Linked DNA regions of Homo sapiens: regions 1, 2 and 3 are each linked to region 4. Evidence: chromatin contacts called from ENCODE Hi-C or POLR2A ChIA-PET data. All regions are on one chromosome and are shown on one strand. Each heading gives the region's core, a stretch centred on a gene start or an enhancer-like site at or near the end of the contact. The rest is flanking DNA. Distances are from core to core; before and after follow the strand shown.

Region 1 (3,084 bases), core at 465-2,964, 800 kb after region 4:
TCTTACTCCATCCCATTTGACCCTAAACTCTTGGAAGCATGTGTTTGATCCCACCTCTGGCAATTTAGACTTGGTGTCTGTAATTGGTCTCACTGAAGTTAGCTTTACAGCTCTTCCTTAGAGATTTTGACTGTCTCCTGGGCAGATTGCCTGAGATAGTATAGCCCATCCTAATCCTAGCTTTTCATAACTTGGCTAATACCCCGGCCAAACTGGCCCTGGGACTGTAATGGAACACTGTATCTCTTTTAGAAATCATGACTATTGCACAGTATTCATTTCTCCTGCTCCTTTTTGTGCTCCATATAGACAAATAAGAGCCTCTGCTTAGAAAAACACCATGAAAATAGTGCATAATAACTTTATGTACTTTTTTAAGTAAAAAGCTAGTTGGAAAAGTAAAATTTGGAGTTTATTTGGTTATTGAAAACGGAGTTCATAAACAGCAATTGACAGTACAGCACTCCTGTTTCATGTTGCATTGCAGTTGTTTTATGGTACTGTGCAAAGTCTTACCTTTTCCAAACAAAGAAAATCACCAGGCCTCTCTGCACTTAGTACCAATTAAACTGAGCATATTCAGTTCCATTATCACTGAAGAAAAGTGAGCCCATTGCTTTTGACAGGGAGCTGGCCCCTTTCTGAGGCCATGTAAGCATGTTGTGCAGCCACCTGTTATAAGAGCCCATAAATTGGCTAGCAATTATTAACCAGCCTTTCTCCATCAAAGTGCTTAGAATAAGATGGTAATTATGAACAGAAAAGTTAAGAACAGATTGATTATCAGATCTGTTGTCAACCACAGGCAATGTCATCATACAAAAAATGACATTCAAAAACCATTTCTGTCCTCTCTTTGCATTAATAGGTCTTAGGTTTAAGGACCTCCAGCTTATTTTCTATAAAACATTTATTCCTATATTGACATTCACCATAGCCTGTAAAGATAGAACACTTGATCTTGTATATCCACTTAAAAATGAGGACACAGAGGCACAAGAAGTGTTCAACATCTTACTCATCATCAGAATTAAGGAGGCCTGAAAGGAGAAGAAGCAGTCTGGCCCAATGGGAACTGCCATAGTTTTGACACCAGCAAGATGCAGATTTAACACGTGCTTCGATGTGAACATATTGTGTGACATTGGGCATGTAACCCAAACTCACTAAACCACAGTTTTATCAGTAGCATGGGATTTTTAAAAACTGTGTCATAACATTGTTGAAAATATTGAATAAAATACCACTGTTTGCACAAAATAAATTATAAATAAATGGTAACTATTCCTATTGAACCTCTTTTGACGAAAATTGCTTAGAGTCAACCCTAGAAACATCAGTCAGTAGATATGAGTATTGAAGTGGAAAGGAGATACTTTAGCCAGTCAAGGTGAACAATTATATCCAGGAAGTATAATGCCCCTGGGGCTGGGAATCATTGAGTATAATTTGGGAGTGAAGGTCAAAATGATTTGTTAAGGACAGATGCAAAGAAGAGTGCTACATAAAAATGTCTGCAGGAATGATTTTGTGGCTGGAGATGTAACTGAGGATACTTCTCTGGAAAAAAAGACCAGCTTCTTCTATAAATGCTGTCATTGACTCAAAATCATCTAGTTTTGTGGAATTTAAAGACGATTATATGATCAAAGGGATTATCTGCTTTCTGCCGAGTGGTTCACATCAATAAATTTATTTAATTTCACCACAACTCTGTGAGGCATTACGTCTTTTATACAGAAAAGGAAAGTGAAACTTACAGGGGTTAAATATCCTCTTTATGGTTTTATGGCTCGTTCAAGTCAGAGACAAGGAAACCCAGGTCTATCTAACTTGAAAACTCAACTTCTTTCCATCCTATCATATTTTCTCCCCCAAGAATGAGAAACTCACCAACGAAAAACACATCTATATTCTGGGGATTTGTTTTGGTTTGGTTTTTTGAGACAGAGTTTTACTCTGTTGCCTAGGTTGGAGTGTAGTAGTACAATCATGGCTCACTGCAGCCTCGACCTCCTGGGCTCAGGCAATCCTCCTGCCTCATCCTCCTGAGTATCTAGGACTACAGGTGTATGCCAGCATTCCCGGCTAATTTTTTGAACTTTTTTTAGAGACGGGGTCTTGTTATATTGCCCAGGGTGGTCACAAATCCCTGGGCTCAAAAGATCCTCTTGCCTTGGCCTCTCAAAGTGTTGGGATTACAGGTGTGAGCCACTGTACCCAGCCTACATTCTGTTTAAGAAGGAAACAAGATAAGTAAAAAATGAATGTGTTTCTTCAGGGAATAATTCACACACACACATACACACACACACACATTCAGATATCATAGTATTTACTTACCATACTCCTAAAGAACAGTAGAAGATGGAAAATAAGCTTTTAAACTATAAGAAAACAGACGATGGGGCTAAACTTTCAGACATTTATTTATTGTAACTTTGTTGTCATCTTATGATGATAAAGGGGGCAGCTAATGTGTTTCCTATCTAGATGTTTCTAACGGCTGTGGAGTTACGTTTCTTAAATATTTTTCTCATAAGACATTTTACAATAACATCATCTATCATGAAATTATGAACTATTCATAATATGTATTCTTATTTTCTTTTCCAAAACAAGTTCAAGGACATTCAGATTTAGATTTTCTCTGAGGAAAAAAAATGAGAAGTGGATTATGCTGTTTTATGCATCTTCCTAGGAAATTCTTTGCTTCCATTGAAAGAGTTGTAATTCATCACGTAAAAACTATTTATTGAGCAGCTACTCTTTTCAAGTCACTACACTAACCACTACTTGGAAATAGGGGGAAAAAAGAAGGGGGAAGATGACAGGTTCTTCGTCTTTAATAAATATATAATCTGATTTAAAAGCCAACACAAAGGAATCATCATGACTGTTAAAGCCATGCCGGAAATAGATTGCTTTTCTCTCCACCAGTGTTTCTGATCCCCTGTCCTGACTTTCCTTCCTCCACTAAGACTAATAATACCTACTACCATATAATGTGACATAATGCCTCTATAGGACAGTGCAAAACTTCTGGACAACCTACTCCCTTCCTGATGTTTAGGTATTTTTCAG
Region 2 (3,222 bases), core at 371-2,870, 940 kb after region 4:
AGTCTCCTGCCTCAGCCTCCTGAGTAGCTGGGACTACAGGCACCTGCCACCACGCCCAGCTAATTTTTTTGTATTTTCAGTAGAGATGGGGTTTCACCATGTTAGCCAGGATGGTCTCGATCTCCTGACCTCATGATCCACCCGCCTTGGCCTCCCAAAGTGTTGGGATTACAGGCGTGAGCCACCGCACCCAGCCTTATGTCCACATTTCTAACCCTCGCCTCTCTCTGAACCTCCAGGGCAGAATTTCTAAGTGCCTCTACATAAATGCTCTGCCAAATTCAGTGCATCCTACTCTTCCCGATAAATACCTGTTAGGTATTTAAATTGAAAAGTACTTCCTCTTCTTTAGACAATGGCATCCTATCAATGGCATAGACTGGAACCCCTGTAGAATATTCTGGAATACTTCCTCTCTCTTGTAGCCTCTCATATAGGTAAGGGTTCTCACAGCCAACACCGGAAATCTATTCTGGCTAATTTTAACAGGAAAGAGATATATTAAAGGTATTAGAGAGCTCACAGATCCAGAGAACTGGGCTTCGATGCTCTGTAGCTGGGAAGGGTAACAGTACTTGTTCATACTGTGGGGTGGGCTCCATGAAAGGCTTGCCACTGATGTTCACAGCCAATGCCAGAGCTCATACTAATGCTGTGTAGTTAGCTCCCAAAATGCTGAGGTGGAAGCTCTTCCACTGCTGGCCCATGAGATTCCACACCTGACAGGACAATTGTTGTCCTGCCTTGCTGCTTCCTCATGATGCTCAATTTGAAACAAAGCCTTGCTTACATGCATTTATCTGACTGGCAAACCCTAGGCAACAGACTTGTATTTTATCTGCAAGGACTGCTGAAAGACAGTTTTCTGGTTCCCTTATAAGGTTGCACATTTCCAAAACGTAAGAAACATGTTGGGCAAGTATACCTGACAAATTTGTACCACATTCCACATTCATTAATCACGTCCTGTTTTCCCAAATTCCTTGTATTTGTCCTTTCCTTTGCACTTCTCTCCCCATAGCCTGGTCCAGCCTTTTGCTGGGATTACTTCAAAAGCTTCCTAAATGGTTTTTTTTTTTAATTTACATTTTATTTTATATTTATTCACTTTTTTCATTATCCATACGTCACCTTGCTAGCCAATCTTCACGTTGCAATTAACATGTATAGTGAAACATGGGTTAGAGCATGCCTCTAATCTCACGAAAATAATTCTACAACTCCTGATTGCCTACACACACAAAAATTAAATGTTTTAACATGCTATTCAAAACACTCAAGGATATGGACTTCAGTATATTTTCAGTCTCCTTTTAAACTAGATTCCTCACTCACCTTCATGTCTTTTGCTAGTCAGTCCTTTAATACATTTAGAATTCATTACTAGACTACTAGTATTGCTAAGAATTTATACTAGACTACATAGCACAGTTTTGAGTAAGACTCTCATTAGTGTTGCTCCCCAACTGAGGGAGTTTGGACACTCTGCTTAGCCTCTCTCAGATTCAATTTCCTCACAGCAAAGTGAAGTCACCACAACCTTGCAAGCTTCCTGTGTCGATGATTGTCAAATGTGCATAACATGGGGCATGAACCTGGCACTTAGCAAGTGCCCCATAAAAGGATGCCATTGATAGTGCTCTTAGGATTGTGTGGCTGTGCTCCTGATAATTTTTCCACTTCCAGGAATGCCTTCACCACATCTCTCCCTGCCCTGGAATCCAGCCTATCCTTCACAGCACTCCTCCAATTTTAACCTCTTTATGAACACTCCAGTCAGGAAACACAAGGTTCCTTCCTGTCTAATGCCACAGCAGGGTATCTATTCATGTAGTTATTTAGCACACACTTTTTTTTTCTTTTTTTTTTTTTGAGATGGAGTCTTGCTCTGTCACCCAGGCTGGAGTGCAGTGGCGCGATCTCGGCTTACTGCAACCTCCGCCTCCTGGGTTTGAGAGATTCTCCTGCCTCAGCCTCCTGAGTAGCTGGGATTACAGGCACGTGTCACCATGCCCGGCTAATTTTCGTATTTTTAGTAGAGACAGGGTTTCTCCATGTTGCTCAGGCTGGTCTCGAACTTCTGACCTTGTGATCTGCCTACCTCGGCCTCCCAAAGTGCTGGGATTACAGGCGTGAGCCACCACGCCCGGCCACTTTATTTTCTTTTGTTAGTTTATTGTCTATCTGGCTGGCATTCCAATTTGGTATCTAGATTGCCTAATTCAGTGCATGGTATACAGTTAATGCTCAATCATTATTTACTAAGCTTAACTTACTTTTTTCTGGATAGGATCTCTCTATATTCTGCATATGTGTTATGGATGCTTTTATTATAGAAAAACAATAATATAGAGCTTGCTTTTATTTTCTATTAACATGTGCAATTTTAAGTCAAGTCACTCATCACTGGGTTCAAATAGTCCATTTATCACGGGATAGTCATGGAAATTCTAGAGCTGTTTTTACTTTCCCTCAGAGACTTCAGACAGAATAAGAAATAAAAGCATTATTGGTAAATCTGAGGCACAATAAATAAACAAGTGTTTACTCAGAATTCCAATTAAGCTTATGACCTTCATATACGCCTTTGTCCCCACAGAACATTTTTCTAGCCATACAGGCCTCCTTGTGGTCCTCAAAACTGCCAGTTTTGTCTTTACTTAAGTATCTTTGCACTTGCTATTGTCTTTGCCTTGAACTCCCTTACCTCATTTCTTCATGAAGGTCACCTATGCTTGCCCAAATACCATTACTCAGAAAGTTTTTTGTTGACCACACACTAAAAGAAGTTCTTTATCTCCCACTTGCTCCATCTCTACATTGCCTTATTTCTTTTCTCCATGGTACATAATCAATGCTTTAAGTTTCACTATATTTACTTATGGCATGAATGAATAAGCCCTGAAAATGTAGTTGGAAACGTACAGCAATAGAGCAAAGGTAGCCTCATTCAATAACGGAAGGGAGCAATGATGCCCTATTTTCCGCTTGAACATGGCTGGTCGTGAATGTGCTGGCTACCACAGAGTTCTCACTGCCTTTGATGTGGTGTCTCTGAGAGAGCATGATAATGCTTTTCATCCTTCTCATGGCTACCTCTTTTGGCATTAAGTCATTCAGTTACTCTTTAGTGACTGTACCAGGAAGAGGATAGAAATAGCAAGAGGAGAAATCAAAAGAGCCAGTGTCGATACTCTATGAGAAAGAGTTGGGGCAAAAATT
Region 3 (3,102 bases), core at 488-2,987, 930 kb after region 4:
GTTTTCAATTGTATACATATCTTAAAAAACTTGAGGAAAAAAACCTATTATTTTTACCTACTTACTGTTATTTCTTCAAAATTCACTTAGTAATTCTCCCCTTGTTGTTTCTACCACTTTAAAATTACAAAGTCATAAAATTTGTCCAATCCTTATTAGACTCTTACATGGAAAGATTCACCTTAGCCAAAATAAATATAAGTAGCCAGGCGCAGTAGCTCACACCTGTAATCCTAGCACTTTGGGAGGCCGAGGCGGGCAGATCACGAGGTCAGGAGATCGAGACCATCCTGGCTAACACAGTGAAACCCCATCTCTACTAAAAATACAAAAAAAATTAGCCAGGCGTGGTAGCGGGCGCCTGTAGTCCCAGCTACTCGGGAGGCTGAGGCAGGAGAATGGTGTGAACCCGGGAGCGGAGGTTGCAGTGAGCCGAGATCACGCCACTGCACTCCAGCCTGGGAGACAGAGTGAGACTCCATCTCAAAAAAAAAAAAAAAAAAAGAAAAAGAAAAAGAAAGAAATATATCATAAGTATTATTCTTTTGTCCTCCCCATCTAGATTTACTATGCCTCTGTCAAGGTAGTGGTTACATTACTGTGGTAAGCAATGAATTCAGTTTCGTCTTATTTATAGGCTACTTTGGTAGTATTTTCCAGTAGTGAAACAGTGTTGCATGAGGAAGTGATGCCAGGAGCTGTGACCATCCTTGCAACCACAAGGACGGAAGCCAATAGAAGAATAGTGTGAGAAGGATAGAAACAGCCTCAGTCCTTAGTGATGCTGTTGAGCCACCAAACTAACCTTGGGTCCTCGAAGTCGCAGATGTCCTTGTCTGGGAATTGTAAATGTCTCTGTGGTTTGAACCCAGTTAGGTATTTTGTTACTTGCAGCCGAAATACCTCCTGATACAAACACTGATTTGGCTCCATCTTAGCTTCTCATTCTCATCACTTTTTGTGCCCCACCCCTCCTTTGCTTTCACCAAGTGGTCAACATATCACTATTTTTCTGGATCTTTTCCTCTGCTCTCACTTTTTCCTCTCACACTGGAGCCCCCTCTATGCCTGCCCCCTCTGCAGCCTCTCCAGCTTTCCTCTAGGTAGGAAGATTCCAACCAAGTCAGCTTTGCCTAGGTTTTTCTGACTACACCTACCTTCTCAGCCGCCCACCACACTCACAGGTGCTCACACACGCATACACAATCTTCACCTACGGAATATCTGAAGCACTCATTTGACTCTGCATGCTGCTGAATACAACAATAACTGAAGTTTACTGAGTGCCTACTTTCTGCCAGGCACCATGCCTACTACTTTATTTGCATCATCCCTTTTGAAACCCGTGAAAAGCTTATGAACTAATTACTGTCATTGCCTTCATATCACCAGGGAGAAAATGAGATTTAAAGAAGCTTAGTTTCTCAAGTTCACACAGACATCTAATAAGTATCAGAGCTATAAAAATTCCAACCCAGGCCTAACTGTAGGCCAGGACTGGTGTCAAGAACCCTATACAGAAGTGAGTACATGTGGCACACACATTGATTTATTTTCACTGCCACTGCATATTGTGAGAGACTAGATTTTTGTCTTGAATTTCACTGTACTCCTTTCTCTGCCACAGGCCTAGTAGAAATAGCTACACAATAATGCACCCAGTTGATCAGGTGGTAGTCCTCTCCCCAAGCACTCTCACATTCTCCAGCTGTGGCCTTCCCTTCTCTATAAACACAGCTATCTTTATTAGTCTGTGACTAGCCCTGTCAGAAACATATGAGTTAAATTTTACTAAGATGTTAATAGCTGACAAAGGTTGGTGGTTTCCTTCTCTGATTTGTATCTTAAAAAAAAAAAAAAAAGATTTTTAGAGAAGGTGTTTTGAACTCAAAGGAATGACTCATGGTAAAACTTCCGGAAGGTAAACAGTGTTGAATATATATTCAAAAGGCATTTTGTGAGCAAATTCTGGCAAGCTGATGGTGATAATGGGTGTGGTTGTTATGGTAAGGTAGGGTGGTGTGAAATAAGCAATCTTTTCAATATGAAAGCATTCCATTCTCTTCAAGGCACAGGCAACTTTTTTCATTGATTCTTCACCAGGAATCTCCAGATACTCCACCACCACTTATCTCCTTTTTCTGGGTGAAGTCTAATACACTAAAACAACAACAACAACAACAAAACCACCGCTTTCTTCTCATAACCTTTTCAGTTGTGAATGTTGTATTACATACTTAAATAATTCCCACATTTTTGTGTAAATTCATATCCATTAAACAACTATAAATGAAAATTAAATTAATCATACATAATCTTGTGTAACAGCCGTGTTAAGCAGTAAAATATTTGCCTGTGCTAGAAAATCTGTAGAAATAAAAATATAGAACTGAAATTTAAGTTAGCTTTAGAAATAAATTGGACTAGGTTTCTCAAACTTGTCTGATCCACAAGAATTTTGGTGGATGCTTATTAAAATGTAGGCTCCACTCCAGACCTTTGGGGACCAGGAAATTCTTACGAGAAAGAACAGGTAACATTGAACTGGGGTAAGTGTTTCAGCTGCTCTTCAATAATGGTTTGCCATTTGGAATCTGGGAGTGCCCACACCATAAGGTCATGCCAAAAAATATTTTATTTCTCCTTCCCTACCTCCCCTTCTTCCAAGAAACACTATGCCAGGCAGTGTTTCATCCTAAGAATGCAAAGATAGCAACAATGCTCACTGCAGTGCCAGACAGACAATAAACAATTACATGCAGTGGATTAAGTGTCAAAACGGAGGTAGTACAGGATACTGTGTGCTTAGAGAGGAGGAAATGACTCATTCCAGTATTTAAGACACATCTGAAATCTGCACATAGAAGATGCATGAATACAGACCCAGAGAATTGAGGAAGCCTGGTGTCTTCCGAACATTGTGAGAAGTCCACTATGGCCGAAGCTCAGGGTCAAGTTTGGGGTAGATGAGATTGGCAGGAATCAGATCGTGAATACACTTACATGCCACCTTGTAAGACTCTCTGCAGGACAGTCCTGCAGACAACCTGGAGTTGTTGAGAAGCCTAAATGTTTCCAGCAATTGGTATAAAAAGATTTGAA
Region 4 (3,305 bases), core at 170-2,669:
CGTTTAACAGACTTTATTTGATCAAAGAACAACTCGTGAATTGAGCAATACTCAGAACCGGAAGAGGTTTTAAGAGCTCCACCCAGCAGTGTAAGCAGTAAGCTTTTATAGGATGAACACAGAAGAAAAATAGAAAAAAAATCATCTGATTGGCTTCGGCTAGGCATTTGCCTTTTTGGGCCACGGCGTGTTGAGGCATCTGCCTTATTTGAGCATGATCTGATCAGTTGGCTCCCTGTGATTGGCTTGATGGTCAGCTGTTTGTGATTGGTTGAAACTTGGCTACTCGCAAGAAGAAAATATACTCCTAAGTTAGGTTTTGGCTTGTTTATGTACTAGATTAGGTTGTGGTTTGTTATGTAGGACCTCAAAATATGAGACAGTCCCAGGCCAATGGTCTCCTGCTTATTTAATTTAACAACACAAGATTGCAAATTTCTGAAGGTGGGTCCTTAATAGCTATGCCTAGTGTGCTGTCTCTAGGCTACGCTGAAGCTTCTGGTACCTCATCTGTTAGTGGATGTTAAGTGTGGTGTTGCACTCTCTTCTTTAATTGCCGAAAGAGGAGTTAGCTTTGGGCCTCATCATTGCGAGGAAAGAACTGAGGCTTGGAGGGCTGAATTGAAGATTAATCTGAATGACTAACACTATGTTGTTTCCAAAATCACCCCCTGTTCCACTTTGAAACAAACTTGTGTTTTCTCAGTTTCTCCCCGAAAGGAAAAGTTTCTCACCAGGAGTGTCGTGGTGCTTTGTGTATATAAATCCTTGCTGGGTCCATATCTATTCTCCACACATGCCTGGAGTCGAGGCTGAATCATTTATTATTTATTCCCCAGCATGATATAGCTTTATTGCTTATGTTCACTGGGGTTTGGGAAATAAAGACTCAGGAAGCAGAAACACACCAGCTACAAGAGTCTGACATTTGTTTATGAGCAGGACAGCCTTGACTTATTATTCTACTTCTTCTCTTGCGTCTCCGGGAACAGATCTAAGAAGTGGGACCTTGTATGCAGTCACTGAGACAGCTGTTCCCATGAAAATCAGGGCTCATGGAGGACATGCAAATGCTTCTCTGTCAGTCTTCAGCCTGCTTGCTCTGCCTTCTGCTTTCCTGGTGAGGATTAAAAGAGGATTTCAGAGCTCTCCTTCAATTTGATGCCATCATTTTGATGTCTATGCCACCCGTAACTCCAATTTCTAAACTTGAGAGCTGTACAGGCCTGTTACAAAGTGGTTACCTTTTAACCACTAACTTCCGAGAAAAAACTTGGATCACTGAGGAGAGAACGAAGACAAATACAATTGAAGCCCCAGGTAGTTTTCCTGAGGCCTCATGATTTCTTTTGGCAGAGAAACCTATGATAGCTGGTGGCCACTAGGGGTCCCCAGAAGGCTTTTTTAATGAACAAGAGGCACCCGCGCTCCTCACCCCTCCCTTTCCTTCCCACAAATGCCAGGGGTAAAAACAACTTTAAGCTCTGACGTCAGCCAGCCAGGGGAGCCACCCTGTTGTGCCCATAGGTATAGCTAAGCTTCTGAGAACTGGGGCCTGGTGCTTTCCCTGGCAGCCCAATTTTCAGCTTAAATCATTGCCTTAATGTTATTTTAATGTGCTTGGGGTCCCTGGGGGACAGAGTGGGTGGCAGGGGAACAGCATTTAATTTCCTTTGGAGTTTGGAATGTGCCTGACACTTCTTAAGTACTTGAGTGAATATGAGAGTCTGTAATCCTTGCAAGAGCAAGCAACTTTGGGGGCCTTCTTATTTGGCAAGCTTCAAGACAAAGTTAAATTTTTGCTAGGAGAGAGGGAAAAAAGGAAATAAACATGTATTAAAAGTCTGATATATGCCATGGGCTTTACATTTATTATATTATTAAATCTCAAAAATAACCTCATCCAGTTGGAATTATTGTTCTAAATGCTAATATTAGGAAGGAGACATTCAGATTAAACAATTTGCCTACTGTTTACAGCTGATAAATGACCCAGGTAAGACCACAGCACTGGTCAATTAGGATCCGCAATCCAGGCTATGCTCTCAGTATCCTTCAGCCTTCTGGTTTTACTGTGAGGGCTCTCACAAAGGAATCTACTCATTGTTTTACCTGAAGCTTTTAAAGTACATAACCAAATCCAAACCTATAAAGGTGAAATAGCACTTTTCTAGATAATAAAATTAAAGCCTGAATGTAATCAAGCAAATGCTTATTAGGGATATTTTGTCCACCAGGTGCTATGTCTAATGCAGGTTCTGTTGAGGGCCTCATGTGCTTAATTCAGAGTAAAAACAAACAAACAAACAAAAAACACTAATGTTAGGGCAAATGTATTATTTTGACCAGAATGACATAGATTGGCTGTGTCCACATCAACTAAATAAAGTGAGCAATTATCTGATGAATTGCTGCTGAAGAGAAACACTTGATTCTTTACCACATTACCAAAAGGGTAGATTGACAAATAAAGAAGAATGTATCAGGCTTGAAGGTTGGCCAAAAATTGCCAGTCAATACTCTGGAAGTTTAGCAACAGGGAAATATCATAAGGGTTTATTTGAATCAGCCCTGTCACAGTGCCCAACCCAGTGCCTGGTGTAGTGTAGGCTCTCCGTGAAGGCAGAATCAACGTTGAATGATGTTTTTAAAAATGTTTATAGGCCCACTGTGAACATCCCAGTCTCCCTTCAGCTGAAGTCACTTTATGTTGACTCAAAACAATCTGCCCTCCAAACGAAAGTGTAAAATAAGAAACCAAGGCTTAGACGCTTCAAACACCAAAGCACCCTCTTCTTATATTCCTCCTAATTGTTAGTAGAGTAAGGTGTTTGGCTATTATTAGTCTCCCAGTGCTTACGTATTTGCTGGAAATATGCCTCATCCTCATGTATTACACCTTCTGCATAATCTAGTTTTATCATGTAGAAATTCCAAGGATTTATGAAGGTGAAATGACTCTGAAGTCCCTTGGATGAGGCTTATTAAGTGGCCCATTTCTTCTGAAATTCAGGGAGCTGAACTACAGCAAGGATGGATTGCCAAAATACATATTATGTAATTTTAAGTCACTTGCGCATGACTAAAACCTTAACCATGGTCAACGTAGGAGAAAATGATAATGATGTAATTTATTTGTGCTCACGTTACCATCTCCCCACCCAACAGTGCCTTAAAATAGATACAACGGATAAACTAGTAGAACCCTTTTTAAAAACATCAATGGCCACTTTCAAAGGAAAACAAAGTAAGGAAAGGAAAAAGAAGATCTGAAAAGGAACATTCAAAGGTGGGGTCTTAATTTC

The links. A loop is a pair of places that touch in the nucleus more often than their neighbours do. ChIA-PET counts read pairs that join two places held with the same protein, here RNA polymerase II (POLR2A). Pooled maps may share reads with other maps.
Region 1: a map of CD8-positive, alpha-beta T cell shows a loop between it and region 4 (2.5-fold over the local background). The contact joins two enhancer-like sites. A Hi-C loop is called at or near these places in 2 of 168 maps with a recorded cell type or tissue (B cell and CD8-positive, alpha-beta T cell) and 9 of 50 pooled maps. POLR2A ChIA-PET finds 5 or more read pairs at or near these places in 1 of 52 experiments (OCI-LY7).
Region 2: a map of CD4-positive, alpha-beta memory T cell shows a loop between it and region 4 (5-fold over the local background). The contact joins two enhancer-like sites. A Hi-C loop is called at or near these places in 4 of 168 maps with a recorded cell type or tissue (CD4-positive, alpha-beta memory T cell, CD8-positive, alpha-beta T cell and naive thymus-derived CD4-positive, alpha-beta T cell), 1 of 37 single-sample maps with no recorded cell type and 15 of 50 pooled maps. POLR2A ChIA-PET finds 5 or more read pairs at or near these places in 2 of 52 experiments (activated CD4-positive, alpha-beta memory T cell and activated T-cell).
Region 3: a loop to region 4 is called in a map of CD8-positive, alpha-beta T cell, with 6 times the contacts of the local background. The contact joins two enhancer-like sites. A Hi-C loop is called at or near these places in 5 of 168 maps with a recorded cell type or tissue (B cell, CD8-positive, alpha-beta T cell and naive thymus-derived CD4-positive, alpha-beta T cell), 14 of 37 single-sample maps with no recorded cell type and 17 of 50 pooled maps. POLR2A ChIA-PET finds 5 or more read pairs at or near these places in 4 of 52 experiments (GM12878, activated CD4-positive, alpha-beta T cell, activated CD4-positive, alpha-beta memory T cell and 1 more).

What each region holds. Positions count from the first base shown.
Region 1 is chr4:100,894,022-100,897,105 of GRCh38, forward strand. No RefSeq gene overlaps it. Among named protein-coding and RNA genes, the nearest start is that of LINC01218, 15 kb to the left of the region's middle. Within about 2 kb of position 1,715, at least 3 of the 41 ENCODE cell types and tissues checked have a DNase peak (open chromatin) inside an H3K27ac peak, as active enhancers do.
Region 2 is chr4:101,036,516-101,039,737 of GRCh38, forward strand. All of the region lies in intron 11 of PPP3CA (protein phosphatase 3 catalytic subunit alpha), which reads right to left. Among named protein-coding and RNA genes, the nearest start is that of LINC01218, 160 kb to the left of the region's middle. Within about 2 kb of position 1,621, at least 5 of the 41 ENCODE cell types and tissues checked have a DNase peak (open chromatin) inside an H3K27ac peak, as active enhancers do.
Region 3 is chr4:101,018,339-101,021,440 of GRCh38, forward strand. No RefSeq gene overlaps it. Among named protein-coding and RNA genes, the nearest start is that of LINC01218, 140 kb to the left of the region's middle. Within about 2 kb of position 1,738, at least 12 of the 41 ENCODE cell types and tissues checked have a DNase peak (open chromatin) inside an H3K27ac peak, as active enhancers do.
Region 4 is chr4:100,092,197-100,095,501 of GRCh38, forward strand. No RefSeq gene overlaps it. Among named protein-coding and RNA genes, the nearest start is that of DDIT4L-AS1, 96 kb to the right of the region's middle. Within about 2 kb of position 1,420, at least 7 of the 41 ENCODE cell types and tissues checked have a DNase peak (open chromatin) inside an H3K27ac peak, as active enhancers do.